Regions from separate parts of the Homo sapiens genome. Here region 2 is linked to region 1. Evidence: chromatin loops called from intact Hi-C (ENCODE). Cell type or tissue: Caco-2. All regions are shown on one strand. Each heading gives the region's core, and the rest is flanking DNA. Links, peaks and the distances in the headings are about the cores only. Region 1 overlaps MAML3 (mastermind like transcriptional coactivator 3). Region 2 holds the start of LOC124900783 (a long non-coding RNA gene).

What was found. Peaks named below come from ENCODE experiments on the same cell type or tissue, not always from the same donor. Only the 100,000 strongest peaks of a DNase experiment are listed, where the experiment ranks them.
Region 2: it touches region 1 in a loop (2.3-fold over the local background); 9 of 110 quality-filtered maps call a loop at or near these places.

What each region holds. Positions count from the first base shown.
Region 1 is chr4:140,079,227-140,095,731 of GRCh38, reverse strand. The region is part of intron 1 of MAML3 (mastermind like transcriptional coactivator 3); the gene reads left to right. Among named protein-coding and RNA genes, the nearest start is that of MAML3-AS1, 41 kb to the left of the region's middle. RefSeq lists enhancers at 648-697, 2,657-3,508. In Caco-2, for the core only: no CTCF peak of the experiment used is centred there; a DNase peak (open chromatin) is centred at 10,341.
Region 2 is chr4:140,011,366-140,027,870 of GRCh38, reverse strand. The region is part of intron 1 of MAML3 (mastermind like transcriptional coactivator 3); the gene reads left to right. It overlaps LOC124900783 (a long non-coding RNA gene), which reads right to left and starts at 16,236. Exons shown (of 3, transcript XR_007058278.1): 1 at 1-16,236. In Caco-2, for the core only: no CTCF peak of the experiment used is centred there; DNase peaks (open chromatin) are centred at 7,710 and 8,360.

The DNA.
Region 1 (16,505 bases), core at 5,737-13,736:
TGGGTGACAGTGGAGAGGAACATGGGTTCTCAGATGTTATTGGGGGGCTCGGAGGGTAGGGCAGAGGGACACAGGGCAATGGAGTTAGAATTCTGTGTTAGGCGGCCCCTGGAAAGAAGAGGGGGCAAGAAGGGCAGTGAGGAGGATGGATTTGGGCTTGAACTAGGGCTGTGGTCTTATCTCTAGATTCTGGGGGCTGGATTTGAGAAATGTGTGTGAAATAAAATTTAGAAAGCTTGCAGAGGATGTAGGAGATGAGGAGAGGGGACAGTTAAGCCTGACCCTCAGCCTGGAGCGCAGGGTGTTGTTGCCAATTGGGGGTCAAGTGGGAGAGAAAGATGAAGGATTCAGGTTTGGATATGCAGATTTGACCGTCTGTGGAGATGCTCCAGAAGCAGTGGGGGGTCCAGACGAGGCTCAGTGTGATCTCCAACATGGACAGTGGTGGGCCTACTGATTTGCTCTGTGAAAGTTGGGGAGAGCAGCTGGGATTTCTGGGAATAGATTAGGCAGGAAGGAGAGGTTCTTCCTATTCAGGCAAATTGAATCTGAAAAAAGAGAGCAAAGAAAGATGTGTGGCACCCCAAGGGCAGGTACTCTGTGACGTCCTTTGAGAAGGAGGCGGGGCTCCTGCCTGAGGCAGGGTCAGGGCAGCCCCAAGGCTGTGGGTGGCTGCAGCCTGGCTGCGGAGAGGCACCTCTGCTGCAGTCAGGGGCTTGGATCCGTCCTGCTGATTGGCCTGGGTTTTGCTCTTGGCACTCAGTGGCAAGCGTCCAGACCTCCACTGGGCTGCCACGCACAGCTAGAAGGGTGGGAGAAGAGGAACTGGTCTTTCCATACAGCGTCTTCTGGCTTTGAGACAAAAGAAAAAGAACAGCTTATTGCACACTTCATGACACAGAGAGACAGCTATTGATCAGCTGAGAAACATTACAGACAGACAGACAGGAAAGGAGGAAGGAAGCGGGAAGATGATCAAATAGTTTGTTCAGCTTGAAGCCGCATTTTTACAAACACAAAGAGCCCAGAAGAAGAGAAAGTTACTTTTGTGTGGGTCCTTAATTAGGAAGTTCACGTTGGCCACCGGCTATCTTAGGAACTACTCTCCATTGTTTGAAGTGCTCTGTCTTCATCAGAGATGGGTCAGGGTGATGACTTAAATGAGCGAGAAAGGAGTAAATTGGTTCCAAGTTTAAGGTTTTCTTAATTAGAAGGCCTGAGAGAAGATGAGTGAGGACAAATCCGAGTTTCCCTGTGTGTGGCTGGCCATGGTTGGCGGTCGCAGCATCACAGCGTTGGCCGGCTGCTGCTTAGCTTTATTTTACTTGTGATTTTTCTTTGTTATGCACCGAACAGATTCCCCTCTCTGGTATTCAGTGGGGAGCATATAGCCGGAGGATAGCAATTAGCTATAGCTAGGCCTGCTCCTCTTTGCACAGCTCAAGATGACGTGTACAATTACTTTGGCACCTCACCAGCTCTTTCAGACCTTTTCCATGCATGATGGGAAGACAGGTCCATTCTCTGAGAGTCCCTCACTCCCTCCCCCTCCCAAATTCCCCCTTACCTGGATGAAATCCTGATGTAAATGGACCTTGCCTGCAAATAGAACTGAAGGGACCTGTTACGTCATCAGGCCTGGCAGAGCTCATTGGCAGAGAAGTTAAGAGTTTTATTTTAGACCCAGAGACCAGGCTGTGCAGATCCAGCTAGAACAGGTCTCTTCTGGCTCAGCCTCAGCTGCTGGCCCTCCTGCTGTGGTTACTGGGGCTCCAAAGGATGGAATGTCAGGGGGATCATGCTGCACAGTGAGCAGGACAACCTGACGGCCAGACCGAATGCACTCCAAAGGAAATCTCAGGCTAGGGTAATACAGCCAAGGTGCTGCCTCTACAATCATGGGAGGTTTCAACCTTCTGGGAGAAAAGCCCTAATGCAGCACATGATGGTATAGATTTGATCCAGGAAGGCAGAGTAAACAAACTATTTAAAGACATGAGTCTTGGCTGGGCACGGTGGCTCACGCCTGTAATCCCAGCACTTTGGGCGGCCGAGACGGGCGGATCACGAGATCAGGAGATCGAGACCATCCTGGCTAACACGGTGAAACCCCATCTCTACTAAAAATAAAAAAAAAATTAAAAAAAATTAGCAGGGCGTGGTGGCGGGTGCCTGTAGTCCCAGCTACTTGGGAGGCTGAGGCAGGAGAATGGCATGAACCCGGAAGGCAGAGATTGCAGTGAGCCGAGATAGTGCCACTGCACTCCAGCCTGGGCGACAGAGCGAGACTCTGTCTCAAAAAAAAAAAAAAAAAACAAACAAACATGAGTCTTAGCTTTTGTGGTTAGGATCCACTGAGCAACCAGAAAGGATATCTTTGCAGAACTGAAAAATCTGGACACATGGTCTGGCAAGCTTTTTTTCTGATTTAGTTATAAAAAGTCACATCTGGTTGTGCCTTGAAGAAATTTTTTTAAAAATGAAATTGTGTTACCAAGTATAGAATGTATCACCAGTCTATAATATGGCAATAGAATGCAAATATAATTTTTAGATATTTCAACTCAGGACCGCCTAAGAAAATTCATATGTTCCTCACACTTTGGGGCCAAGTTATAGATGGGTGAACAACATCGTGCCTGGAAATCTGCTCGCATAAAAGAGCAGCGAGACCTATAAAGTTTTCCTGTCTTCACATTTGTAGGCTAGCCCTGGGTGGATTTCACAATAATACAGTGCAGGAATCCTTGCCACTTCCTCTACTTGTCTCTTGTCTGCTGTCACACTAAGCTGCTAAAGTTTCTGTTGCTTTAATATCACCATCCTTATTATTGACTTGGTACTTAGGGCTCAAATTTTTCTTTTTGGTTGCCTCAGTGTACAGCCAGGCACAGCACAAAACTGGAGTGTGGTCAGGTAGTTTTGGGTCCCTTCTGGAGCTGTTTTGGGAGCCTCTGCGATAGGAGAATACCTTCCAAGCTCCCACAGAGCAGCAGGGAATGAGGTGTGGGCTCCACCCGCCTCTGGAAGCCAGTCGGCTCTCCTCCCGGTGTTTTCTGTTCTGCTGTCGACTGGGCCTGGCCCCTGATGGCACACATTGAAACGCAAATGACAGCAGTAATTGGCTGAGAGATAAACCACGATGAGTGAGTGAGCAGTGCGGCGGGGAGTTAAGTGGCTAAGTGACAATTACTGCTCTGCAGCCTCCGGGATCAGGAGCGGCCGCGCCGTTTGTTCTCGGTTTTAAAGGAGCAATAGCACATTAATTGGAGGAGGGCTTCTCGGTTAACATGCCTCACCCGGCTTCTCATCTGATGCTGCTTTGAGGAGTAGGAGTAGGTGAAGGATTGCCTTGTTGATGATCTTCCCCCAGTCCCACTCCCCCTTTTGGATTAGAATTTTGGAAACCGGTGTCCTTGATTCTGGTAGAATGATAGTTGGTTTACCTTGAAGATTTTCTGAAAGTTTCCTTGCAGGAGGAAGGCACCTGTTGATGCTCAGTCGCAAGGTTTCGGTGTCTGCATCGGGGAAAAGCAAGGAGTTAAATTAAGTCTGAGTTCCCATCTTTCCCTCCAGACAGTTCATTAACCCTCTGATATTATATATATATACGTATATATATATATACGTATATATATATATACGTATATATATACGTATATATATATAAAGTTTTTATCTCAAAAATGATCTATAAGCTAGATAGAGCAATGGACAACAGAGATGATACCCCACTGCTTTTTGGAGTGTATAGTCTCGTTTGAAGATAGGAAATAAATAGATAGGAAATAAATAAAACTATGGCCTGCTGTTTTACCTGCTCAGAGTGGGGATCCTTAGTAAGGAGAATCCTGGGGTCCTTGGAGAGAAGAAGGTTGCAGTCCTCGAAGAGAGGAAGGTTGCTAGCCTGGGTCTGCCCTGCTTTCTTCGAAAGGCCATTTGAACCCTGTTCTGGGCATAAACAGCCATTAAGATGATTAGTTTGGGCTTGATAAGTAGACTAAACAAACCCTTGAACTAGTTGGGAGCCCTTTCTCTCCTGTAATCTGCCTTTCTACTGCATTCAAACTAATTTCTCAGGGTCTGAATACCTTACAAGTACTATCTAATGGGTGTATTGTTTTTGTTTATGTGGTTTCCTTCAGCCTCAGCAGCTTGGTCCTTGGTCCTGTTTTTTTTTTTTGTTTTGTTTTTGTTTTGTTGTTTTGTTTTGTTTTACACTAATCATTCCCTCTAGTTGAAAGGGTTCTAACCAGCCTCTTGCCTTGTGCAAGGAATTAGTCATTTCAGGAACAGGAACTTGTCTGCTTTGGGACAGATTTCTACCCAGAGGCTTAAACCTACATAAAATAGTGAAAATGATTTAAAGAAAAGGTAGACCCTAACTGGTGGCAGGTAGGAGAAGCTCAGCCCCTCTCTTGGCTTATCTTGGAAGGCTTTAGGAAAAAAATCTTGCCTGTCAGCTAAAGCCAGCTTTGCTGCGAGCAAGGAGAATGGAATAGGAAAAAGCAGTTGTACCTGATTGTGTAAAATAGTGTATGTAGGGCTTTTTGCTATGCAGACTTCATGAAATTACCAGGCAGAGATGGAGATGCTGGCTTTTCCTAATTAGAAAAAGCCCTCTGTCCAATTTCTTTCTCTGTCTTTTTGTTGTTTGTTGTTGTTGTTTTGGTTTTGGTTTTGAGACAGAATCTCGCTCTGTTGCCCAGGTTGGAGTGCAGTGGCGCAACCTTGGCTTACTGCAACCTCCGCCTCCTGGATTCAAGTGATTCTCCTGCCTCAGCCTTCCAAGTAGCCGAAATTACACGCACTTGCCACCATGCCTGGCTAATTTTTGTATTTAAGTAGAGACGGTGTTTCACCATGTTTGCCAGGCTGGTCTCAAACTTGCAACCTTAAGTTATCTGCCAGCGTCAGCCTCCCAAAGTGCTGGGATTATAGGCCTGAGCCACCATGCCTGGCCTGTCCAATTTCTGAAGAAAGCCTAGATAAGAATTTGTGGAAGCATGTAGTAGTAGCCACAGACTCTCCACGAAGATGAATAAGTTATTCTTTCAATGAAGCTTTTCTAGGCAGCTTTAGCTTTGTGGTAAGAGTTAGACTGTCTAGGTTTGCATTCTGACTCCGCCACCCACGGGCCAGTTGACCTTGAGAACATTGTTTGATCTTCTCAACTGTCAAATGAGATAGCAGTATAACCCAGTACAGGATTGTTCTGAGAACTAAATGAGCTACTGTAGCACTTCAGCTGTAGGTAAGCACTTAGAACAGTGCCTGGAACTTACTAAGTGCTGATTAAATGTTAGCTGTTGCTATTATTGCTGTGTTGTTATTGTCATTCCTGTTGTGTGCCTCATATCTTTAGTTTGAATCACAAAGATAACAACAACATTCTAACATTCCATGAAGGCCACACAGGTCCTGGGCAGCCCTAGAATCATTTCCGCTAGAGTTCATTTCGCTGTTTCATTGTTGGATATTCCACACTGGAAAACAGAGCTACACAGAAGCACTCTGTAGAATGTCCATTGAAAGATTAACACCACCACCACCGTAAAAACACACCGCAAATTATTTGGGTGTAAACCTGTTCATCAGTCTTAAAATGGCGACAGTAAATCCAGAAGTTTGGTGTTAATTTCTTGGGGGATATTGTCCAGCTATTATGTCATCAAAGATGCATTGGATTTGGAAAAATAAATTTTCTAATACCTTAAATCATTTTAATTCACATCCAGTAAAATGTACTCTTTTTGGTGTACCTTTCTGTGAATTTTGGCAAATGCCTGGATTAACCGCTACCACATAGGGTAGGGTGCGGTGGCTCATGTCTGGAATCCCAGCACTTTGGGAGGCCAAGGCAGCAGGATGGCTTGAGGCCAGGAGTTCAAGACCACTGCCACAATCAAGATGTGGAACAGTTCTCTTACCCCACCCTCAAAGAACATTTCCTCGTGCTACCCCTTTGTAGTCAAACAATCCCCTGTACCTCCAATCCCCAGTAACCACTGATCTGCTCTCCATCCCTATGGTTCTGTTTTTTCTGGAATGTCATGTGAATATCATCATAGAATAGGTAGCCTTTCGAATCTGGCTTCTTCACTTAGCATTGTGCATTTGAGATTCATTCATGCTGTTATATATATCAGTAAAAAGCTTATTTTAAATACTCATAAATCATTGAATTCTGGAGCTAGATGAAATCTGAAAGATCAGAGCCAAACATTCTCATTTCCCAGGTGAAGAAACAGAGACATCCTAGGGTGAAGTGACTTGCCCAAGGTCATGAAACTAATGAAAGAAAGAACATGAACTTGGAATTCCAACTATGAGTTTAGACAGTGTCTGTTACATCATGCTGGGATTAAGGAGAATGTGTAACTGATTGTCAAGGGGGGGTTTCCATTCTTTTTCTTATTATTATTGGTCAAAATCTGATCAAGCAAACTAAGCCTTGCCTTACTTATAATAACAATTTTGGAAGGATTATATTTTTAGGACATGCAATTTCTTTAGAAAGTATATGGATTAGTGTCTTGGTAACACATTTCTTCCTGAGGCACATCCATATCTTTGCTGGTGTCAGTCATAGGTATGATATGATAATAGAGCTTCACCTGAAGGCCTGTCATTTATTTTGTGTTTACAATAATTTCTTTTCAAAAACAAATTTGTGGGAGTATTTTGAGTATTAGTATCTTCCTTGTCATTGATGTTTTAAATACCAATATGTTTCTAGGTGGCTTATTCTAGAGCACTCAACCAGTGGATTCAATAAAGAGCAATTGGTTCCGTAGTTCATTTGTTCAATGATGATTTGTAGAAATTCCACACTGAAAGCACCGAACTGTGGGAGATACAATTAAGATACTGATTTTACTCAGCTTACATCTGATGACTGGGTATTGTGAAATAGTACACAGAAAACTCTAAATTAGTTCTTTTGAGTACTCTTAGAGTCTTGCTAAGCACTATGATAAGCACACTCACATTCCTTAAGAAGCTTTTAAATACCAAAGGAGATACCAGTGAAGAGCTCCTGGCAATGCGTTTTCTTGGTGAGAGCCAGTTGGGATATGGTTTGTCAGTGCATAAAGCACCTCAGAATTTTGTACACTGCAGAAACAAGGTCAGAGCTGTACTATAGGAAGTTCCTCTGTTAGTACCACGTAGAATAGGACAAAGACTAGAAGCTGGAACATGAGTTTGCTAGTCTGGGCAGAAATGAGGAAGGCCCAAACCGTGGAGCAGTGGGAATGGAAAGGAAGAGGTGTTTTGGACATAGAGATAACTGTTGAGATAAGAAGGAGAATCATTCAAAGGATAAGACTACATCTTGATGACTTTTTGGACAGCCCTGTCATGATGGAGAAATTGGGGTTTGTCTGAAAGAAGGGGATAGGGGAGAGAGGAGGGAAAGGGTTCTCCCTCTTAGACCAGGTAAATTTTCCTTCCTCCCTTCCTTTCTTCCTTACTTTTCTTTCTTTCCCTCCCTCCCGTCCTCCCTCCCTTCCTCCCTCCCATCACACTTTTTTGCCCAGGCTGGAGTGCAGTGGTGAGATCGTAGCTCACCATAACCTCGAACTCCTGGGCTCAAATGATCCTCCCTGTGTAGCTGGGACTACAGGTGTGCACCGCTATGCCCGGCTAATTTTTTAAATTTTTTTTGGAGTTGAGGTCTTGCGATGTCGCCCAAGCTGATCTCGAGCTCCTGGTCTCAAACAATCCTCCTGCCTCAGCTTGGCCAATTTTGTTTTCATGTGCTTATGTGTGAACCTGTTAACAAGTATTTATGCTTGATTGTTACTCATTTTCAGAAGGCTAAATATAATCTCATTTTCCTGAAGTAGAGAATTCTGTTTTTCATCGTAAAGAGTTGGTTGTATAGTTATGATTAAACAATTATTTTTGGCCCCTTCCTCCACCTATGACATGATTCAGTGCTTAAAAAGAGGCAGTGTGAGTAGTGAAGGAGACCCAGGATGAAATATAGATGATAAATTATCACCCTGAAAAGTACACACCCTCATTAGGAGCTGAAAGAACATATATTAAGACAACTTTAAAGTGAAGTTATATGCCTAAGACACTTTAAAAAAATAAATGTGAGTTTTAAACCCAGCGTTGATTAAAATGTGGAAAAACATCTTCACTTACACTTTGGTGATGTTTCTGTAAATGGGTACAATATATCCAGGAAAGAATTTCACAATAATTAAAAAGAGGTAAAACTTTATTGTTCGTAGCGTAGAAACCACAGGAAATTCCAAATCATTGTGAAGAATAAAGTTTCTCATGGTAGCATTATTTCCAGTGAAACTGAAACAGTGCAAATTCCCAAATAACAGAATGTCAAGGCAAATATTGCTTCGTAAGACAAAAATGTCTTTAGAATGGGATGCTATGGCAGGGATGAGTATATGAAGTCATATTCATTGAGAGGATATATAAGATAGCATGGACCCTCTGATTACTAGTAAAAGAGAACATCACTAGTAAAAGAGTCACACAAAAAATAGAAAATTTCAATTCTGAGTAAGGATTGGTAGGAGAATGTTTTGTATTTTCTTTTTTGAGATGGAGTCTTACTCTTGCCCAAGCTGGAATGCAATGGCACGATCTCAGCTCACTGCAACCTCCACCTCCCAGGTTCAAGCGATCCTCCTGCCTCAGCCGCCCTAGTATCTGGGGTTACAGGCACGCACCACTATGCCCGGCTAAGTTTTGTATTTTTAGTAGAGACGGGGTTTCGCCATGTTGGCCATGCCGGTCTCGAACTCCTGATCTCAGGTGATCCACCCACCTCACCCTCCCAAAGTGCTGGGATTACAGGCGTGAGCCACCGTGCCCGGCCTATTTTCATTCTTTTTTCAAAGTGAGCAATAGGGACATAGCTTAAAAGAAAGAAAATTTCTTTTTAAAATCTCTCTTTTTTTTCTCTACTCCTACGACAGGTTAGAAACAAAGAAAATTTCTAGTGAAATGGTTTAATGTTCATGGTCCCCTTCCCCTCTTCTCTCGTTCACCCCACCCCACCTTTAAGTGGTTCAGTTTACATTTAGGTTTACTCTATATTATGAGAGAGAGTAGGAGGATGAATTCACCATATTCGTGAGGGTCTGAACACTGGTACTTTAGTTCTGATTCTGCCATACCTGTAAGATCTTGAGCTGATCGCAAAATAATTGATATTTTAAATGCCTTTTTTTTTCCCTTAAAGAATGATTGAAATTTCTTCATCCTCTCTGTTCTCACATTGATACTGAGAAGATCGTTGGAATAAAGCATGTAAAACCACTTGAAGCATTTGGACGACGAGACAGTGTATTGTTTAACTCTATTGTGGGACAAAAGAAAATGAAAGAAATGGATACTGGAGATGACCTGTTTGAGTCCAAGCATGTGTGCTTATCAAAGTGAGATTCAAGGAAGAGAAGTTTCAGGGGACGCTGATGGGGCAGGGTCTTACCCAGACACATTTGTGAGGTAGCGCCTATGTGCGGATGGTGGAGGGTCAGATCAGCTATTCCCGCCTTAGAGCAACTTTGGACACATCACTGAAGCTTTTAATGTTTTATGTATATGTACAGAGAGATCCTCTTAAATTGGAAAACAAACATTTGAGGAGGGCCTGTAAGAGCCATTTCTTAGATTAGAAAAGACTTGTGCTGAATCCAAGAAAAGAAAACATCACGGTGAAATGGAAAGTTTACATGAGTTTTAGTTAGAGCCAAAATTTTCTTCACTAAAGTAAATTTAGACCAGTAGTAGTTAAAGGGGAAAGCATAAATTTTCCACTGGCAAAAATGATAGAGGCCAAGAAGAAATCTGTAGGACAAATGGCCACAGATATAAAATAATTAAAAAACGACGGTTTTCAGTGCAACTGGAGCTACGGTCTCTGAGAAAATTTGACTAATGAAGGCAGCAGCTACACCCAATAGGTAGGATTTTGGGTGTCTTATTCTTTATTTTGAAACTGTATTTATTATACATGAACATTGAAAGGTACCCGTGGGTTAAGCATGCTCTTGTGTGAGAGACAAGAAAAGCAATCGGAAGTATTTTCAGAATTCTTTTCATGCCCATGTGTTTGCCCGTTTTGGCCAAGCAGCTCTGGAAACAGCTGCCCTGACCCTTCTAAGAGGTTTGCATAAGGGCGCAGAGAATGGAGTTCGTAGCGAGTGGGAGGAACCAGTGCAGGTATCTATCATTTGTTTTCCTTTTCCTGAGTCAAATGGGGGCAAAGTAGAGAACCTTTTAGCTTCTGTACATGTGCACAGTGTGATTCAGGTAACCAGGGGTGGGGAATGGAGTAATTCCCTCCTCGGGTTTTATGAGGGTGCCCTGGGGCCTGCGCTCTGTCCCCTGGGAAACAGATCCAAACTAGGGTGTCCTTTGAAGTTACTGGCTGCTCCACTTAGACCAGCTCTATGACTGCAAAGCAAGATGAGTAACTGGTCGCAAATGTTTAACTACCCATTACCCGTTTGTTAAGAGCTTGGGAAGAAATACGCAAGGAAAACACAAAAACAGATGAGACAACAGGCATTTAGACCTTATTTGTTTCTTCGTGCTGTGGCTGGTATGTAAACAAACCCTTGATTTTGTGAACTCTGTTCACATCCTGCTAACAGCTTCACTGTGGTCTGGGGGCAGATACTGGGATGCCAGAAGCATCAGAGGGGATATTCAGGGGAGCATTTCCAAATTATCACCAAATGATAGCAACAGCAGCCACAACAAGGACTATAACCCAATGTAAACCGTTATAGCTATCCTCCCCTGCCGCCCCCCGATGTTTTTAAGGTTACATTGGACTAGGGTGATGCATTGTAGGGGAAAAAAAGGTAGTATTTTAAATACTAGACCTTTGTATTTTTCCCATCGTTTGACAAAACCTTGAACACAATGTGTTCAAGTCATTTGTTAGTCCTCAAAGTAGGTTAAAGGATTCTCTTTCTTTGGAAAAGTAAGTTTTGTTTCTGGGGCCCAAAAATAGTTGCTAAAATTTTTTCCATTTTGTTTGTTTTGTTTATGAGTCGTTTCATTTTGGAGGTCAGGAAATAAATGCTGGCGTTAGGTCGTGCTTCATAGTAACGAGGTGAAAAGTGGAATATTAGGAATAAAGTGGTGGGAAAGGAGGTAATGGGGAAATCTGAGACATAAATACTCAGATACAGGAAGTTGAAGAATTTAGGAATAAATAAACCTTCAAATGGCTGATCTAGTAGTGAAAATGTATAAAGAAATACACAGCATTACTGTTGTCTTTGAGGAGCCTGCCTGATATTTAGGGTGGCAGTGTGCCAGGTTTCATACCTTCATTCCCTGTGTATACGTGCACATTAGGTTGTGCACGTGGCAACAAACCATCAAAAATAGTTGAGAAGAGTTTTGTAAACAAATAAAATATTTAAGTGATTGTAACAAGACAAGTAGGCCTGGCTGTAAAGTTGTGTCTGCCACTAAAGGGTAAATCCCTGAGTAGTCATCGGCCCTTTGCTTGTCTAGTAATTTAGATTTTCAGAAAGCGTTTGATAAAGTTTCTCTCACGTGCATATTATCAGATAATAGTAATCATTCATTCATGCATTCATCCAATAAATACTTACTGAGTGCTAAGTGATGGTGACATATTATAGATTTCAGATTTCTAGAAATAACCAGAACTGGGGAGATGGGGTTGGCCATTCTCTGCTGGCAGGAGGGTGAGTTCCATTATTCTCTCTCTCTCTCTCTCTCTCTCTCTCTCTCTCTCTCTGTGTGTGTGTGTGTGTGTGTGTGTGTGTGTGTGTGCGCGCGTGTGTGTTTCAATCTAGGGTGTTTCTTTTGCCGTTGGGCTTTTCTGTAGCCTACAGGAGTCAGTGTGTTGGGGCGAACTTAAGGCCTGGAGGAGGAGTGGAGTGGGCCAAATGCTTGTAAACTGCCTGGGAGAGAGGTAGAGAATGGCAAGTGGATCTAAAACAAAATAAAATACCCAGACCCTGCTGTTGGCAAAACATCAATTGGCCTAGTTAATACAGGGGAAACTTAGGGGAACCTTCTGGTTAGACTGAGAGGTAAAACTAAAGAATAACTGGAGTTGCCAGAAAAGTGGATGGTAGCATGATGTCATAAATTTGACAGGCAGACCTGCATGTTAGGAAAAGCACACGGTTCAGGAAAGGCTCAAGTGTCAGGTCTGAGAAGCCCAAATAGCATTTATGTGCAAACAAGGAACATATCCATCTGTATTCCTTCCTGTTTTTCTGACTACTTAAGATTCCATATTAGATGCTCCTGACCTCCCTAAATCTGGCCCAGGGCAAGAAGGGTGACTGTGCATTGGAATGGCATGCATGGGAGTGCTCATTTATTCAGAAATCATTTGCAGAGCAGCAACCATGTATTAGTTATATGTGTAAAAGTAGTGGGCATTTTCTTCCAGCACCTAAGAGGAGTGGGCAATGTGGGGAAAGATAGGGGAAATGTTTTACAGATGCCACAAAGATGAAGCTTCTTTCAGAAGGTGAGCTGTAATGTAGTGGAAAGAGACAGACAAGACCTGAGCTTTATTTGCGGTTCTTTACTTACTAGCTAGGTTCTGAGCCTTCGATTCTTTTCCATAAAATGGAGATAATAATTTCTATCCTTTTCCCTCCTAGATTTGTTGTAAACATGAAACTATTCATAGAAAGAATACAGAGTAAACTGTTAAGCACTATATACATGTTTGTATAATCAGACGATTGTTTTCAAAAAGTAGTAATAGCACACCCTGAGCGGTTAGAGTTGCTGATGAACCTTGCCTGTTTTCAGGGATTGCCTCCTTGGTGGAGCATCATGAGTCCAGTTCACTTGTAAATAGAACCTTCCCTGGTTCTTTTTGAATTTAGGGCTACTGGTACGAGCTCAGCCCCGGTGGGACCCAGGAGTTTCACAGTGGTCTCCAACTTCGGGATTTCTGACAAGCTCCTAATACAGTTTATTTAAAAAAAAAAAAAATCCTAGAGTGGTTGAGTTGCCTTCTGGGGAAAGCCTGGTGGGGGTGCGTTGGTGCCTTGGGATGAGCAGGACTTTGTGCCCGCCCCGTGTGAACTTTTACTTCCTGACAGCAATAGAGATGGACTTGCCTGTGAGGTCGGGAGCTGTATGCTGGGGACTGCAAAGGCCATGCCTTGGTATGGGCTAGTGGCCATAGTAACGACACTACTGTGGGCAGAGCTCCATGTTAGGCCCAACAGGCAACCAGGCAGGGAGGAAGGACGCTGGGAAGCAAATACAGGCAAACAGCATCTTCAGATGTGGAGGTGGTCCCAGCCAGTACTGCAGGCCCACCTTCCTCTCAGAGGCAGTCGCTGCTTTGGCCAGTGTGTCTGTGTGGTTTGTTTTAAATTAGACGAGGCCTGAAAAATGAAAGGAAAACGAGAAGAATTTCACTATGAGAACATATGGAGATGACCAGATTCGTCCCACTTGAGCCCCTGGGCAGAATAAACTTGCACTGCTAGTGGTGAACAGCAGTGTGCAATAAAACATTCTTCCCTTGAACCCTTTGACTGTGAAAGAGGCACAAGGGGAGAACGCAGCAGGAATTCTTTCTTTTCAGCTGCTTCCTACTCTGTTGCTTACATTCACTCCGCAGATCTTATTGGTCTGCTACTGTGTGTGAGAGGGAGAAAAGACTGAGTGTGTGTTTTATGGAGGAGACTGATTAGCTTTGGCCCTGTTTTTGTGTCATTGGTGGTGCTATGGATCCTATTTTATGTTTACTGCCCCTTGACATTTCTTAAAAGGAGTCTTCAAAGCAGAAGGTCCTATTCTGAAGATAGGTTTCTGGGCAGTAAAGTTGACAGGGTTTAACATCAGGAAAATAAACCTAATAGAAAAAGAAAGAAGCATAAACAACTCCAGCTACATTCCACAGTGGCCTTTGATGGGAAGAGGCCTTGTTTATGGAGATCTACGGGCAGCCTAGACGGTTCACATCCTCTGGTGTTGTGCAGTGTGAGGTCTGTTTCCTACCCTCCCCATTAGATGACCCCAGCATTTGTAGCAGCGGCTACATATTAAAGCCATTAGATAAAATCATGCCAATGAGACTTCAATGTTTACTCACAGAATTTCTCAAATTGGGGCACTGTTGACTTATTCCTCCCTCATCTATTTCTCCCTTAGCTCAGCCAATCCCAGTGCTCTCTCTTCTTCAGCCAACCAATGCCTGCATATTTAGTGAATTTTGCATTTATGTTATTGAACTTGAAAGCAACTTGCTTAATATAACCAAGGAAGTACCTAAAAAGCTTTATTTCAGTAAGCACGATATTGGTAAATAAGGAGAGTGTTGTCTTATGGTCCTTGGATATACTATTTTTCTTCTCAGTGATAAGACAGTGAGTTAATGAGGATTTTGCTTGTGGAACTTCGGGTGTAGGTTGTAGATGTGTGTTTACATTTTGTGTTCATGTACAAATGTGTATGTATATTTGTTTTTTTTTTAATGTGTTTAATCTCCTGACAAAGACATGTTATTTTCTTTTTTATACCCATACCTCTTATAAACAGAATTCCAGAGGGAAAAATCTAGGCAGAGGAAGCCTAAAATATTTTTAGCAGATAAAAAGTGATGTTGCTATAACCACAGATATTCAAACAGAAAGTAAAGTAGACGTGAGAGAATGCAATGTGGTCTATGCATTGTAACATTTTCCTTCATAGTAAGGCATGGGGGTTAGGGGGAAGAACCCACCTAACAGCTCATATATTTTGTGTTTAATGATGTGTAAATATTTGGCTATATTTAATAATTAAAACTATGGATTCCATTTTTCTATATAGACGCCTGCTCAATTCAGAATTTCTTTTTATATACAAACAAGCAAAAAGATTGAGTGGGATTTTACCTTATGTGGAATAGCACAACAGTATAAAGCCAGGTGTTGGTTTTAGTGGAATCAGTGTTTCAGGCAAAAATAGCCATCATTGCTGCCTTTTTTCATCAGTTTCTATACTAACCAGGCAGGCCTCTGCATTGGGAAAACATAAGTTGGAGTGGAAACCGAACAACGGGAAGTTTTCATATATTTTCTTACCTCCATGTTGAGTGCTTACCAACTGCAATTTTAGAGGGTAGGTTTTTTAGAGGTGCTCTGCAAACTTCCTATGGTGAAAGACCAGTTTCTTCTCCTTCTATTTCCAATCCATTTCTCACTGTTACATTTAGAAAATACAATAAAAATGTACTACTAGAAAAGTGATCATGTGCTCGAATGTTCCTTTAATTACAGATTGCTGTGGGCCTCTCACCATGCACTTTTAAATTTCTGTGCCCTGTGGGTGTGGAACATTACCGTTTAAAGGATGAGAACCAAGTCCAGACACCATGCTTTGAGTAACACCATCTTTGGGCACATTCAGACCCATGAGTAGAGCTCCTGTCTGTGATGGTTAAATGAGTGAAAAAGCCTAAAGAAGAGACATTTCAGCTGTTTGCCTTTTCTGCAGGCATTTCTGTGCTAGCTCCTTCAAGCTCCCTCTTTAGTCTTTGCCTCCCATTCTTTCTATTGTGTACCTTTGGGTTAATTACACATCTTAACTTCCCGTTTCCTGCAGATTAACCTTCACTTCAAAAATGTAAGTGATTACATGCACTTCTTTTTCCCAAAATTAACTGCCATACACTCCGTATTCATCATTCAAGGGAGTATCGTATTTTTTATTAATACATTTGAAATAAATCCAAACACCTGTCTTGCATTTTGTAAACATTTTCTCAACTCCATGTTGAGTGCTTACCAACTGCAATTTTAGAGAGTAAGTTTGTATCTTAGAGTGAATTACACCTTCTATGAGTACATACATTTTACAGGTCAGTCTGAGACATTTACATAACAATTAAGAAAATTAATATATTGCTGACTTCCTCTCTTTGGCTTTGAATGCCTATAAATGGCACTAAATAAGAAGGTCATGGTATTAGTAATGCAGAATTCAGTCTTTGGTCTGGGGTCATTTGGGAAATATTAACTACTTTCTTATATATGGTTAGACCTTGACTAAATGCTTTTTAGTATTCTTAGGATTTTTGGGGGGATGGGAGTTGTTTACTCTTTAGTTTCCCAATGCAAGGAGGAAAAATATAAATATGTAGAACTATGGCCAGGTGTGGTGGCTCACGCCTGTAATCCCAGCACTTTGGGAGGCTGAGGCGGGCAGATCACTTGAGGTTAGGAGTTTGAGACCATCCTGGCCAACGTGGTGAAACTCCATATCTACTAGAAATACAAAAATTAGCAGAGTGTGGTGGTGGGTGCCTGTAATCCCAGCTACTCTCGAGGCTGAGGCAGGAGAATCTCTTGAACCTGGGAGACGGAGGTTGCAGTGAGCCGAGATTGTGCCACTGCACTCCATGCCTGGGCAACTGAGCAAGACTCCATCTAAAAAAATTTTTTTTAAATTAATTAATTAATTAATAGAACTATAATTTGCTTCATGTTTCCTCCTTTCAGAAGGATGTTCATTCA
Region 2 (16,505 bases), core at 3,465-11,464, 66 kb after region 1:
TGGACAAAAAGAATACACTAGATATATTATTATATCTAAATACATCCAGATGTTAATGGAAGAATTGATAGCAGGTCTCATGAAATCTAGTTCAGAAAATGAATTCAAATTGACTTGAATGTGTCAAATTGATTGAAAACTGCCTGAAGGACTGAAAGTGTAATGATAAATGGCAATGTATTGAATCTGGACGAGTGTTCAGCATGGTCTTATTTAACATCTTCATTAATTATCTGGGAAAGGATATAAACAACACATTCATTAAATTTGTAGACGCGAACGAGAGAGGTGTTTTTAAGCACTGGGTAGGGCAGAGGGCAACTTGAAGGGAACTACCCTGCTCAAGAACAGAATGATGTTAATAATTTGATGAAAATCTGCTAATGGCCTGGCAGTGTTCTGTGCAGAGCACGATCCCAGGCACTGTAGGTGATTAAAAGATGAGTTAAAGCATCTCAGCAGACAGAGTGCAAACAACTAAAGTATACCACGGGAGAAGGGGAAGGAAGTGCTGCATTAGAAGTGCAAGCAAACTGCAATGGAAGCAAAGAAGTGATGAAATTCTAAAGAGAACAGTCAGGACTGCAAATTCACATTGTTACACCATGAGGAAAACAACTGGAGCAAGAAACATCCCAGAGAAGTAACTAGGGTTAGATAAAGGATAATGCCATGGGCTACCAAGAAGCAACAAGACGGGGATATTTTTCTTCAAGCACGCCATGTGAGTCACAGATAATAGAGTCGGGACATTGGGCTCAGCCAGTGCAAACTCACTGCTCAACAGAACCTGTCTTTTTTTTTTTTCCTTTTTCTACTATTTTTCTTTCTTGTGTTAAGGTAAACTACTAGGTACTGTTTTTAATTTAGTTTTTAATTATGATCTAAGGATCAGTACTATGGAAACACACATAATTATATAAGAAAGTATTGCACATATAAAGCATTATTTATTTTATAATATTAAATAAATGGCAACAATCTAATGTTCAATAGTAGGGGAAAATTTACAAAACTTTACTGTCTGTACTTAACAGGATATTCTCCAGCTACTAATGGGTGTTTATGCGGAATTAGAACAGGAAAAAATGCCCATATTTTAATGTTAGGTGAGAAAACTGGGATGCAAAATTTACCATAGAGTGTGATCAAAAGCAAAAAGCTAGTGCATTTTTAGCAACAAAATGTATCAGTGGCTGTCTTTGTGTAGGGGGAAAGAGGAGGCTAGAAAATAGTATTTGTTGAGTCCAACCAACTAATTTGTTCAATGTTTCTTTCTGTCGTAAAGGTTTTTATTTGCATTTTAATATATGTTTTGACCAGATGTGGTGGCTCAGGGCTGTAATCCCAGCACTTTGGGAGGCTGAGGCAGGTGGAGTACTTGAGGTCAGGAGTTTGAAACCAGCCTGGCCAACGTGGTGAAACCCCGTCTGTACTAAAATACAAAAATTAGCTAGGTGTAGTGGCGCATGCCTGTAATCCCAGCTACTTGGGAGGCTGAAGCATGAGAATCGCTTGAACCTGGGAGGTGGAGGTTGCAGTGAGCCAAGATCACGCCACTGCACTCCAGCCTGGGCCACAGAGTGAGATTCCGTCTCAAAAATATATATAAGTAAGTAAAATAAAAATTTAAAGATGTATATATGTGTATATGCACACAGACACACACACACACATATATATGTTTTGATGAGCCTCTAATAAGGCACTTAAGGGAAGTTTAATGATTTAGTTATATGGTTATTTTCTTGGAAAAAAAAATCGAGGTTCCTAATCATTAAGGGATATTAGTTGTCTTGAAGATTGACGTATGTTAAGCACACCTGGAATAACAAACAAATTTGGCTGTTAGGTATAACCCAATGAGTAAAAGACAAGGATGTGCATTATGACATAGCCACAGTGATCAGGGAGGAGCTGCCCATGCACACAAACTCACACATTCCTGCACACAGGCATACCTCAGTAATGAAACCACGTACCCCTAAGGACTGAGAGCCAATCCATGGGAGAGGTTTTTAAACGCCAAAACACATAAGGTGGGCAGAGATCCGAGACTCATTTTATGTAGTATTTTTCAATCGCGGTTGAGAGCATTGGGTAGAAGGACACTTCTAGATGAAGTCGAAAGTGGCAACAGTATATCTAGAGCTGACAGCTGGTGTTGTAAAATCTTCCTGAAACAATGTTGGCACCGTGGCTGTGTTTCTCTTGTCTTCCTGTCTGTCTCTGGTCCAGGTTGCCCTATGCTCTTCCCTTTATTTCTTATTCTTTTTCCTGGCCTCAGTCCTAGGGGAAGTGAACTGTGTACCCAGGTGTGTATCTGGCATTTCTCTAGCAGGTTTTTAAATAATTTTATCTATCATAATTATTTTCATCAGGACAGAAATCTTTCCATATTCTTTATCAAGATACTCTATCATGAAAATTGTCAAATATATGCAAAAACAAAGAGAATGACCCTTCATATACCATTACTCAGATACACTGAGTACCAAGATTTTGTCATACTCAGTTCATCTGTCGTCTCCCTCTTTTTTGTCAAAGTAAAAATCTCAGATGTGTCATTTCACCCTTATTTACTTTAGGTTATTTCTCAGAAAAATGGAGAGTTCTCATATAACAATGATGCTATTATCAAGCCTAACAATATTAGTATCATCTAATACCTAACCCATAATCAAATTAACTCAATTGTCCCAAAACAGCCTTTTCCAAGTAGGTTTGTGTCAATCAGGATCCCGACAAAGTCCACACATTACATTGGTTGTTATATCTCTTGAGTCTTTTTAATCTGTCTCTGCTTCCTCACTCTCCCCCATTAACACATTAGGGAACATGTTTTGAATAATTTGGAAACATAGCCATCGAGTACTCTTAGGAAAGAGTAATGGGGTTGAGGATGGTTAATTTAGCCCATCCTAACTTCTGTGAGATTTTTTTCAGAATATTTTGGATGGTTCTCTCACTTTTGTTATTAAGCATTTGGGAAGAAGATTCTGCAGCCTACTCAGGTGAGCCAATCTCATGGCATTGAACAGAGAAGATATGTTTTCACGTCTCTAACCAGTGTTTTTCATAGTGTAAGTCAGGCCTTTCTCCTTTGATCTAAGTGGAACCAAGAGGTTAGATACTCCCTTTTCTTTAGTTATATTATGGGCTTCATGTAACTCCAAATTGTATTTCTTCCTCAGCTATTTATATATATTTTTTGGTGGTGGTTCTATTGTTTTACAAATTTAAGCAAGAGGTTGAATAGCAGAGTGATTAAGAGCAAAGACTGCTGGAGTCAAATCTTGACTCTGGGCCGGGCTCAGTGGCTTATGCCTGTAATCCCAGCACACGCCTGTAATCCCAGCACACGCTTGTAATCCAGCACTTTGGGGAGCCAAGGTGGGAAGATTGCCAGAAGCCAGGTGTTTGAGACCAGTCTGGGCAACAAAGTGAGGCACCCATCTCTGTTAAAAATTTAAAAATTAGCCAGGCACAGTGATGTGCACCTATAGTCCCAGCTACTCCAGAGGCTGAGACAGGGAGATCATTTGAGCCCAGGAGTTTGAGGCTGCAGTGAGCTGTGATAGCACCACTGCACTCCAGCCTGGGCGACGGAGCAAGACACTGTCTCTAAAAAAAAAAAAAAAAATCAATCAATCCATCCATCTTGACTCTGCTGCTTACTACTGGTATGTGACCTTGGCAAGTTACTTATCCTATCTGTGCCTCAGTTTCCACATCTTGAAAATTGGATAATAATAGTATCTATTTTATAAGGTTGTTAAGATTGATACACACATATACATTACTTAGAATAATGTTTGTCACATACTAGGCATGTAGATGAGTGTTAGCTATTGCTGTTATATCATTAATATGCTCTTGCTATAAAAACAAGAAAGTAAAAAGTCAGTTTCAACTTGTAGAGAGGTAGTACTTTCCACACTGTTTTAAAGGAGAGTAATATGTAAATAAAAGTAAAAGGTGAATAATTTTGTGAAACTGTGTGACAGTAATATATTTTCAATATTAGGGACAATCCTTTGGCTTATGATAATTTTTCCAAAAGAAAAAGTTAAAATGTCAGAATTAACAGCATTTCAAGTGAAAACATCTTAGAATGTGGCCTAAGAGTGTAGACCTAAAGAATCAGTTGTAAGAATTTGCTTCATTTCTCTGTTTTGGGTGAATTATGTTTATTAAACTTGCATATTTAAATGAAAAAGCACAAGAAACTTTTTTAAAAGCCATGTCTGAATGCCAGCAAATATTTGAAAGAACAAATATAAGCTTGTTTTAACAATTCTCTGCAAATTTCCTCCCTCCACATATCCCCCTGACAAATAGCCTTTGCAATGTGAGTACTTCGCTTGGGCATAAAGGACTGAATGTGAAGATGTGTAAAAGATCCATTGTCTAGGCTGCTCCTGGGTGATGGAAGTCGCTTCTGAGGTGGGCTTAGCAGGAGGGCACATGCTCACTCACCAAGAGTGTATCCACAGACCTCAGCTTCCATGCGCATTGATGATGGCCATGGAAGCACATGGGTTGAAAATACCCTTAGAGCTGCATGACTGGACAGAACGTCTAGCTATTATGTGGTCCATCTCTCAGGAAATTGAAGTCCAGGGAAGCTGGGCAACTTCTCTAAATCACACAGGAAAATAAGATAGGAACTTGATTTGCTCTCTTCCTGGTTCAGAGTTCTCAGTATCATTCTGCACAAAGATGTGAATAGGGGTTAGGTAAAAAGGATTATATGGTCAAAAGGCTTGGGAAAACCTGGGTTCCATATATTATACAGGTGTCTTTCCTGCAAGATGTCTCAGAGCCTTCAATATCTTAAAAGGGGGATTATTATGCAGCATTTCTCAGATTTATTTGACCATGGAACCCCTTTCTTCACTGAATATGCTTTGGGTAAAAGCTACTCTGTGCTGTCCCTTACTTGAATAGAGTATACAACATAAGAACTGAGAGAGAAAGTCACAGCATAAGCTCATAATATTTATAATAGCCATCTTGACCTGTATTTGAACTAGGGTTATACATTCTTCTATTGAGTTAGTAGTGACAGATGAAGACAAGGAAGGAAAGGTAAAAATTGATTAAACTGCTTATTTAGTGGGCAGAGGGAAAAAGAGATGGGCATATTTTGTCTATTCTCAATTCCTTGAATCTTATAAAGAAGAGATGAATTTTTCTTCTGACTGTGCCTCCTGTCCCATTGCTTCTTGTCTGGCCTACACACATTTTGCTATTTCTAGAACCAAGTTAATACATTGTTCTTTGCTGGGCATCTTATTGATCTTCCATGTTATTAATATTCACTTTTGGCTGCCAGATTAGCTCTAATGAACCATTTACATTTATTTTTAGCACACTTAGAAAGTTGGGACGTATTATCCAGATTGCATTCTACTGTGCAGGAATTGTATCTACAAATAATGAGAAGTCTTACTTTCCTCCTTTTTCCGATTTCCCTTACTTTAACTTTACCCCAAACAGAAATAAAGGAAGTCTTCAATTTATGAACAGGCTGTTCCAATAGTTTTTTGGGGGTAACTCAGAATTTATGTTCCCATAAAAACAGTGTTCCTAGGCTAACCCACTAAAAAAACATTTTACCCATAGTGATTTTAAAAGTATACATTTACATGTTATTTACAACAAAAGGGAAGCAATTTGGTTTCACACATCATAGAATGTATTTACCCCTATTTGAAACAGGTCCTCCTCTCTCATGCTCACACTCACTTGCTGGAATTTGCAACTTCCCTTGGGTCCCTCCAGGGCTGTGGCACCGTCTAGAGTAGGGCTGGACCAAGAACTCTGGAGCCAGACTGTTGAGGTTAGCACTCCATCTCTGCTACTTCTGTGTCCTGGTAGGCTATGTTACCTTTTGGTGTCCCAGTTCCCATATCTCTAAAATGGGGATAATAATGGTATCCATCTCATAAGGCACCTGACACGTAGAAAAGTGCTAATAGGTATTTGCTCTCATTATGATGACAGTGCTGATGGAGTGGGGTGGACCTGATGGGGCAGTGGGATTCAGGACAGGACTTAAGCCAAACAAAACTGGAGGAAGGATTGGGATCAGTGGCACCAGGAAGCGGAGGAAGAAGGGAGGTTGGTGAGTGGATTCAGGAACGTTAAACTGGATAAAGAAGAGAAAGAAGAAAGAAATGAGATTCCCAATGCAGTTATGACCTGAGTAGGATTGGAGAAAAAGGAATCAGAGAGGGAAGAGAAATTCTTGGGTCATTGTTTTAAAAATAAGGAAAAAAAATTAGGTAAGGAATATGGGTAGATATTTTTGCCACTTTTCAGCTTCAAGACGTAGATCTAATTACTTAGCTACTTTGAACCTTATAAATTGGGAATAATAGTATTAACCTTGCAGGGATGTATAAAGATTAGAATAGTGTATCCAAAATGCCTGGCACACATTAGGTAGGCCCTCAATAAATGATGATATTTGTTCTTACATAAAGGTTATGCTGCTGAAGTACTTCCAGCAAATCATTCTTTTTTTCCAGCCCTAGTTAATTTCTATTGCTTAAGTAGTCCATACTCACTTCTAAAAGGTAGAAAATTAAAAATAGTTAAGTAACTTATCTAAGCTCACACAGTAATGGAATGGTTAAACTGGGATTCAGAGCTTGCAAGTGTAACTCCAGAGCCCGTTCTCCTAAATAACACACATATTTGTAAGTCCCAGCAGGTACAGTTGTTTTATTTCATATGGCTATAGCTACAGAAGAGAAGCAGTCTTCTTTTCTCCACGTATTGTCTATTTTCATCTCTCTGTAACTCCTTGGGTACTTTAAAAATGAAAAAGTGACCTACACCTTTGTTTCTCTGGATCGGATGTCATCTAGGAAGTATGTATTTGGCTTCAGTTTGTTTCACTGGCAGTTTTTTGCAACTATCAGAGGATGGAATTTTGCTTTGTCATCTGACCCAAGCACAAACTTAGGTAAATTTATGAGAACGGGCCAATTTCTACAGAAAAGCTGACTCTAGTGAAAGATTTTTCTTCCCCAAGTCAATTTTTTAATTTGTATTTGATCTGTTCTGCATGGTGTTTGGCCCTCCTCTTTGCAAGTTTTGCAATTTCACTGTCCAACAAGCAGTATCTGGTAGGAGTTTTAATAAGACTCTTCACCCTTCTTTGTGCTCAAGAAAATATTGTCAGCACTCTTCCATTCCCTCAGAAACAGGATCCCACCCACTCTGACATAGCTGTTCCACACAAGAAACCAAACATGTAAACCCTAAACAAAGAGAGTTTGATGCCAAGGGTTACTTTTTCTCTTTATTCTGTAATATATTTATACACTTTTGCTCAATATCAAACTATTTGAAGTCATTATAAATAAATCCAGAAATATGTGCTTTATAGCCTCAATATGAGCAAATACCAGGCCAGAACTGACCAAATGCACAAACAAAAAAAAAAATCAGCCTCAAATTAGATTTCATGGTGCAATTATTTCATATATTTCTGAAAACTGTTCTTTTAAAATATCTACTGTTTTCTTCCATCTTTTCAATTGTCTCCAAGTCTTCTGCCACCCCCACCTAGAAAAAGAGTCTTTTGTTTGCATTAGGACATTTACATAGGCATTTCTTTTCTGGAGAAATATGACAGCAGCTGAGATAGCACAGGCCTTGTTAATACTTAACACTGAATAAACAGGGCAGGTAATGACCATTGTAATACTTCCAAATGCAGTACAGCAACACAGTTGACAAAGGTCAGGAGGGAAAAAAAATAGCATTGGTGTTTGCAGTGGGAAGAATCTTCTGAAATGAGACTTGAGAAAACAAGGCATATGTCCTGTGTCTTAAAGCCTTTGTTGAAGGGAAGACTACCAAGCTCCCTCAGAACTGGTGTTCCAAGATTTGTAATCTCAATACTGAGAAAGATGGAAACATAAGGACAAACTTTAGTACTAGGAAATCCTCACAGTACCCAGGGCTTTAATATTTCGTCATATAAATTAGGCAGTCAGGTCAACCTACCTAAATATTGTATTAAAGGCACCCTTTTATACCAACTTCGCCCAAAACACTCCCAGCTGCTCATTGTACACTGAAGTTACACAGTGTATCTTTTCAAGGACCTTGCAGTCTTTGTGAAAAGGACTTCGGTGCTTCCAAGAGTAGCTCTCAGGAGACACCTCTTAGATGAGGTGTTGTTTTCTGGAAAGGTGCCTAAGTTCCTAGATTGTATAGCAGTGGAAAGATTGAGGCTCTAACATATATTTCAGAGAGCTGCCTTATGTTGTTGGCCGTGTTCATAAGCAAGATCCAGTCATCTGGGTGAATGAGGAGCTGCCCATCTTCCTAGGCCAGAGGCTTAAGAGTCTATTTGTTCATGCATTCATTCCTCACTCATTAGGTATTTATAGAGTAGCATCTGCTATGGGTCAGGCTGTTTTCTCAGCGCTGGGGATAAATAGTGAACAAAACATTGTCAAAGAGCTTTGGGTCTAGTGGGGAAGACAGACAAGTAAACAGATCATTGTAATATGGTGAAGTAATTAATTACAGGGTGACTAAGGTATACTTCACTCAGGCTTCTGAGGGACCTGCAAAGGTTTTACATAAAAAGTGTCTTTGAAGCCCAAAGATTTATTAGGATTTTGTCAGTGTTGTGTAGGGAGAGTTTTCTAAACTGAAAAAACATATCCAAATCCCTGGAAAAAGAATATGGTCAGTTAGGGGAACTGAAAGTAGTTCAGTGTGGGCGGAGGGCAGAGTTAACCTAAAAGATTAGTGAACAGAAAAACAATTAGAACCCAAGTTTGTCAAGAGGTTGAGGTTTAAACAACAATTTGGAAAAGAGAAAAAAAATTATTCTTCAGTTACTAATTTTGCACATATTAGCAATTTGAATTGAGAGGTTTTGTAAGACTTCATTTATTTTTAAGTATTTTTTCATTTTTCTTGTCTTTTTTATTTCTAGTTTATTGTCAGTTATGACTGCTCTGTGTTAATTATAATTATGAAAAGTTGAGAAAACATATATGTGCCCCAACATTAAGGGATTAGTTACATAAGTTATAATAAGTTAAAAACACTATGTCCCAAAACATTATATACAAAACATTAAACTAAGCCCATTTATTTAAAACATAAAATCATAAAAACATGATTAGCAGAAACCATTTCTATTTTATCTTCTTGCCTCTCTAACTGCAAAGTACCTGATAATAGACTTCCAAAAATTCTTGTGGATGAATTAATGAATGAATGGAAAAAAAGTAAGCATGGCTGCAAGCAACTATTAGACTTTACCTTCCACAAAGAAATGCAGAAAAGTTGACAGAATATTTTGATTATTATTTGCTTGGAGTTTGTAACTCGGGGCCAAATACCTGTCCTTTGCTTTTTCCTATTCCTTCCATGTAGTGACATTATTAATATATTAAGATAAACAAGATTGTTTTCTTCTTTAAAACATTTGCTCTTTCACTGCTACAAAAATATTATAGTTTATGCTTTTGTTTGATCTTTCCATGAGTAGATACATGTGTATTTGTTTCTAATATTTGCACATTCATTTTCCACTTTGACATTGTGTAAAGGGTTTTGGTTTTTTTATTATGCGTTATACATTTGTTTGGCTTTTGTGCGGTTACATATACCAGCAGAAGCTGCCACATAGAAAAGGGGAGCACCCAGAGGTTTAAATTAGAATCTGAGTAGTTCTCAAATTAAAATTTTAGGTTATTTGAATTGGAGATAGCTACACCAGCAGTTGTCTGTAGAAACCCAATTAGACTTAATAGAAAATTAACCCCACCCTAACTAGCACTAATAATCTAGCGTATTCATTCCTTTTTGTATTTTTAAAATTAACCTTTTTATTTTGAGATAACTAGATTCACATGCAGTTGTAAGGCATGATACAGACACATCTCATGTATTCTTAGCCCAATTCCCCCAAATGGTAATATTTTAAAAAACTATAATACAGTCTATCAACCAGGGTATTAACATTGATACAATCAAGATACAGAACATTTCCCTAACCACTAGAATCTCTCATATTGCCCTGTTATAGCTACACCTATTTTTCCTCTATCCCCCTTTCTTAACCACTAGATACTCATTTTTATAATTTTGTCATTTCAAGAATGTTATATAAACAGAATCACATACTGTAAACTTTTGGGATAGGTTTTTTCTTTTTTTCGCCTGCTCAGCATGATTCTCTGTTGTGTGTATCAATAGTTCATTCCTTTTTATTGCTGAGTAGTATGCCATAGTATGGATATGCAATACTTTGTTTAAGCATTCATCCCTTGAAAGATAATTTGTTTTTTATAGGTTTTGGTTATTTATGAATAAAACTGATATGAGCAATCATATACAGGGTTTTCTGTGGATATAATTTTTATTTTTCTGGGATAAATATCCAGGAGTACAACTGCTTGGTCATATGGTAGTTGCATGTTTAGTTTTTAAAGAAACTGCCTATTTTCAACAGGGGCTGTATTATTTTACTTGTCTACCAGCAATGTACAAATGGTCCATTTCTCTAAATCTTTGCCAGTATTTGGTGGTGTCACTGTTTTTTATTTTAGCCATTCTGCTAAGTGTATAGTGATGTCTCATTGCGGCCTTAATTTGCATTTCCCTGGTGGCTAATGATGTTGAACATCTTTTTGTGTGCTTATGTGCCATCTGTATGTCATCTTCAGTGAAATGTCTGTTCAAGTCTTTTGCCCATATTCTAATTGGAATGTTTTCTTACTGCTGTGTTTTGAGAATTCTTTATATAGTCTAGATAGAAATCCTTGTTAGATATATGGTTTGCAAATATTTTCTCCCAACATGTGATTGTTCTTTCGTTCTCTTAAGAGAATCTGTCACAGAACAAAAGATTTTTCACAGAACAAAACTTACCAAATTTTCCTTGACTCGTTATGCTTTTGGTGTTGACTTTAAGAATTCTTTCCTAGCTCTAGCTCCCAAAGATTTTCTCTTACTTTTTTTCCTAAAATCTTTATAGTTTTACATTTTACATTTAAGTTTGTGATCCGTTTTGAGATACTTTCTGTATAAGGTGTGAGGTTTAGGTAAAGGTGGGTATTTTTGGTTTGGTTTTGTTTTATGTTTGTTTTGCCAATGAATGTTTAGTTGCTCTGGCCATTTGTTGAAAAGTCTGTCCTTCCTCCGTGAAATTGCTTTTGCAACTGTCAAAAATAAATTGAACATATTTGTATTAGGTGGATCTATCTCTGGGTTCTCTATTCTGTTTCATTGATCTAGTGTTTGTCTCTTCACTAGTACCCCACAGTCTTGATTACCATAACTATATACAGTAGTAAGTCTTGAAATCAGGTACACTGATGCCTTCTACTTTATTCTTTTTTTCAAAATTGCTTCCATTATATCAGTCTCTTTGCATTTTCACATACATTTTAGAATATTTGTCTTCATCTACAAATCTATTGCTGGGATTTTGGTAAGAACTGTTTTAAACTTGTGTATCAAGTTAAGGAAAAGTCACATCTTACTATGTTGTCTTCCAATCCATTAATGCAGTATGCCTCTCCATTTATTTAGATCTTCTTTGGTTTTTTTCATCAGAATTTTTTAGTTTTCAGCACATAAGTCCTGTATTTGTTTTGTTAGAGTTATACCTAAATATTTCATCTTTCAGTAAGTGTAAATGGTACTCTATTCTCAACTTTGGTGCTCACATATTTATTGCTAGGACATAGAAATATAAATTATATTTTGTATGCTAATCTTGTATCCTGTTATCTTGCTGGACTCACTAGTTTTAGGAGGTCCTTTTTTTTTAAAGATCTCTTGAGATTTTCCATTTACACAATCATGTCATTCATAAACAGGAACCAATCCTTTTTCATCTGTATACCTTTATTTTTATGTATTTTTTTGAGATGGCGTCTTGCTCTGTTGCCCAGGCTGGAGTGCAGTGGCACAATCTGGGCTGACTACAACTGCCGCCTCTTGGGTTAAAGCGATTCTCATGCCTCAGCCTCCTGAGTACCTGGGATTACAAGCGTGTGCCACCACATGTGGCTAATTTTTGTATTTTAGTAGAGACAGGATTTCACCATGTTGGCTAGGCTGGTCTCGAACTCCTAACCCCGAGTGATCCACTCACCTCGGCCTCTCAAAGTGCTGGGATTACAGGCGTAAGCCACCACACCTGGCCCATCTGTATACTTTTAATTTTATTTTCCTGCCTTATTGCCCTGGCTAGCACTTCCAACACTTTGTTGAATAACAGGAGTGAGAACAGACATCCTTGCTTTGTTCGTGGTATCAGGGAGAAAGCATTCAGTCTTTCAACAATAACTATTTTAATGATAGACTTTTTTTAGATGCTCTTCATCAATTTGAGGAAGTTTCTCTCCATTTCTAAAAATTAAGAATTTGAAGAGTAAAGAAGTTCGAATATTATAAATCTTATAGTTTATTATTTTTTACCTTAAGAAATTATAGAGCTTCTGTTCTTGCTAGTTAGTTATGTCTTCAGGACTTATGCAAAACAGGGTAACCCAGAGTGATAGACATCCTTTTTATTGATGTTTCATGATTTTAAATTTCATTCTCTTTTTTCTTTGCGTACTTGACTTTGCTTTTCTTTTTCTGACTTTTTTCTTTTAAAAAGTGCATCAGTAGACAATACTTCTGTGTTGTAATTGGTCAGTGGAAGACTTTTAATTCATACTTTAAAATAATGTATGCTTACAGGGAATATATATTTCAAAGAGCTATCTGAAAATTAGTTTCAATTGGAATTCAAACTAATCTTTATTTGATTTGTACTTGCCTCATTTTCACTTTAAATTTTTAATTACTTTTTAAATTTTTTGAATTTTTGAATTTTGAAATACTTTTCAGTTTTAATTTGAATGTGCAACTTTACTTTCTTCTGTAAAATTTAATATTGCCAGACCAACTCACTTGGATGTCTACTTTTATGAAATAATGCCAGCTTTTCCATTCTTCCTATACACATATAATTAGGTCTTTCAGTATTTTAGTCTTTTCAATATCCTAGTGTCCCTAAGGAAGGGAGTGATTGAAGTTTACCACTTCCTATGACGTTAATGCTGAACTTAAACATCTTCAAGGCAAGGTGTGAACACAGAACAAATATATCTTCAAGTTATGAGCAACAGCAACAACAAAAAAACTAATTCACACAGATTTACTCTATTGTAACCTACCACGTCACCCAGCAATATAAAATTGTTTTTGTCATTATATATACTTCTGTATCATCATTTAGACTCTAAGCACCATGAAGGCAGGTATCATTTCTTTTTCATTTACCTCATGTACATGAGGCACTCAATGAATATTTGTCGAATGACTAATTTCTGATGACTGTGTGGTATTCCGTTGTTTGGACACACCATTGTTTAGTTAAGCAGTCCCTTTCTTTTGGACATTTAGGCTGTTCCTAGTTTTTGCAATAATAAACATGTAACTAATCTTTCCAGCCCCTCCCACTTTGATGAGTCTTCTAATTTTAAATTGTGTCTACATTCGGCTTTTGGACATCTATATTTTTTGATCATTTATCGTGCTTTGTCATTTTAATTTCTCTACTCTCTGGTTGGTTGGATATTTATGTCAAGCTGCTTAACAAATGAGCATATGGCATTGCTTTACTGCTTTACTACAGTGTTGGGAAGTCAGAATAGTGTTAGATGATGAGCCCTTTAGAAGAATTTAGAAAGAAGTTGACTAGAAAAGATGTAAAAGTTGTGAAATATATAAGGCCAATTTAGGAGATCACAGAAAGATGGTTCCACATTGTGGAGCATCTGTAATGTTGCTCCTGCAGCGATTGGCTTTGCCCATACCACTGAAAGAAGCCTCATCCCATTCTCAAGTGCTTTCAGAACAGCTGAAAGTGTAATGGGATCCACACCGCATTCCTATCAGAAGGTCCAAAGAATCTCAGCACCATCATTTATATACCTTTGCTGAGTATCTGTTATGGTCCAGAAAGGTTCTCTATTGGGGACTGTGGAGAGGCACCTAGGTACCCAAAACACAGTGCTTGTCCTCAAGTAATGAAGGAATTTACACTGGGGATGGGGAAGTAAGACTGAAGCCCTATGGCATTATGGTCAGAGCTCATGCTCCAGAAATGGACACACTTGGATTGGAATCAGGCTTTTTCTTGGTTGTATGACTTTGAGCAAGTAATCTAATTTCCATAAAGCTCAGTTTATTCATCTAGAAAATGGAAATAATAGTGTCAAAGGTTATTTTGAAGAATACATGGAAAAATGCATTTAAGACTCTTAGAAAAAAGTTTGGCATGAGGTAGGTGTATATTTTTTCTTGAAAAAGAAAAACGGGCACAAAAGACAGTGTGGTATCATGTCAGAGATAACATAGGATTTGCGGTAACAGAGACTACTTAATGGCTAGTGAGAGTGAGGAGGATGTTATGGAAAAATGTAGAAAATCACTTGCATCTTAAAGAACAGTTAGGATTGCAGGTGGCTGAGGGAAAAGTAAGGAAGATATTCCAGAGGAAGAAACGGCATATGCATAGGCAAGGGGAAGAATGCAGGCTGTGTTCATGGACTGTAGGGAGACAAGATGGCAAGGGTGAAGGCGGACTGAGATGCGTGCGTGCCCCTGATGAGCTAATCATTTGACTCCTTAAATATTTGACATTTTCTAGTGGAAGAGTAAAGGAAAGAATGGTTTTCTATTAATAAAATAGGTATACCCAAATAGTTCTTTCTTTATTTTCAAAATAAGATGTCTGTTATATGCTGGGAATGCAACATGACATTTTAACCTATTTGGACTTGTCTTTCATTTTTTAAAAAGCACTCATAATTGGATATGATTAGTCATACGCACCACGGATAGAGGTCATTTCCGTGGATACCGGCACTTGATCTCTTTGCTCAGGGTATATTGTGTGCTTTTATGGGAATGGCTCTTGTTTACATTTTACCAATGAGTAAGGAGTTTGAGGGTAGAAACCTGAGTTAACCGGCGCTGTATTTCTAATTGATTAGTGGTGTTTCAGTGCCCCCTATGGGATGGTGCCAGGGCAGTTGTCTCATTGGATATCTGCATAATTAGACTCAGGATGAAGGAGAGGAATAGAACCTAGACCTCAAGAGGTGGTTAGGGCCAGATCCTGGGGAAACTTGACTGGCTGGGTAAAAAGGTACAGATTTTAAATTATTAAGCAAAGCGGTCTATAGAAAGGCTGTTAAACAAATGCCCAAGATGGAACTTAGGAACATTTTATTTGGTGGTGAAGTTCATGAGACAATGAAGACAGGAAGCTGATGTGGTGGTCACTTTAGAAATACAAGTGTGAAGTCCTAAGTGCTGGCCTTGGACAGGAGTAAAGTGAATGGGAGGAAACTGAGAACTGTAGGCAAGAGGAAGAAAGAACTGATGAACTGGACGACTGATTGCATACAGGAGGCTGGGAAGAGGGAGCATGCTGAGACAACAGAGATCTTGAGTCTCGTTGACCTTCCAGGTATGTCTGTCACCTACAGCCTATAACACTCATAATTTATGTCCTCTGACACATAAAATATAACAGGTTATTTTCTACCTCGTAGAAACCAAACCAAAGCTTAAATTTCACAAGCAAAACTTGTTTTTCACTCTATACAACATTAATTCTTTTATCTTCTTTTTCTCATTGAATAGCTCCAAAATAAAATTTTTTGGGTTGCCAAACTTATAAGAATTCCCTGTTTTTCAAAACTTTCTATTTTAAGACCCCTTCCTTGCAATAAAATATGGCTGATTGAAGAGGCATTACATAATAGGTAATTGCCTAAAACATCTGTAGACTTTTTTTTTTTTTGAGATTTAGATCACTTCTGTAATGTATGATAAAAATGAACTTAGACTTACTAATTTGGAACTTTTAATAATTTAGGCAGGAAGAAATTTCCATTGTAATTCTCCATAAAAAAGTTTTTCCTCCCTTTTCACCTTTTTTCAGTGGTGGAATGTTTAAAGTGGATTAAATATGAGAATGAATCATTAATTGCATTTTAGAAAAGTGCTTAGTATACTAAAAACACCTGTCCTCTGCATATACAGAAACTGCAGTGCACAAACAGGCAGAGAGGTTAGATGTATTTAGCCAAACCTGAAGCAATAGTAAAAATCATTAAGGCCATTAGTTCACCTGAACCACTCCTCAACCTCCCATAAAAACAAGAAAACGGCCGGGCGCGGTGGCTCACGCCTGTAATCCCAGCACTTTGGGAGGCCGAGGCGGGTGGATCATGAGGTCAGGAGATCGAGACCATCCTGGCTAACAAGGTGAAACCCCGTCTCTACTAAAAATACAAAAAATTAGCCGGGCGCGGTGGCGGGCGCCTGTAGTCCCAGCTACTCGGGAGGCTGAGGCAGGAGAATGGCGTGAACCCGGGAAGCGGAGCTTGCAGTGAGCCGAGATTGCGCCACTGCAGTCCGCAGTCCGGCCTGGGCGACAGAGGGAG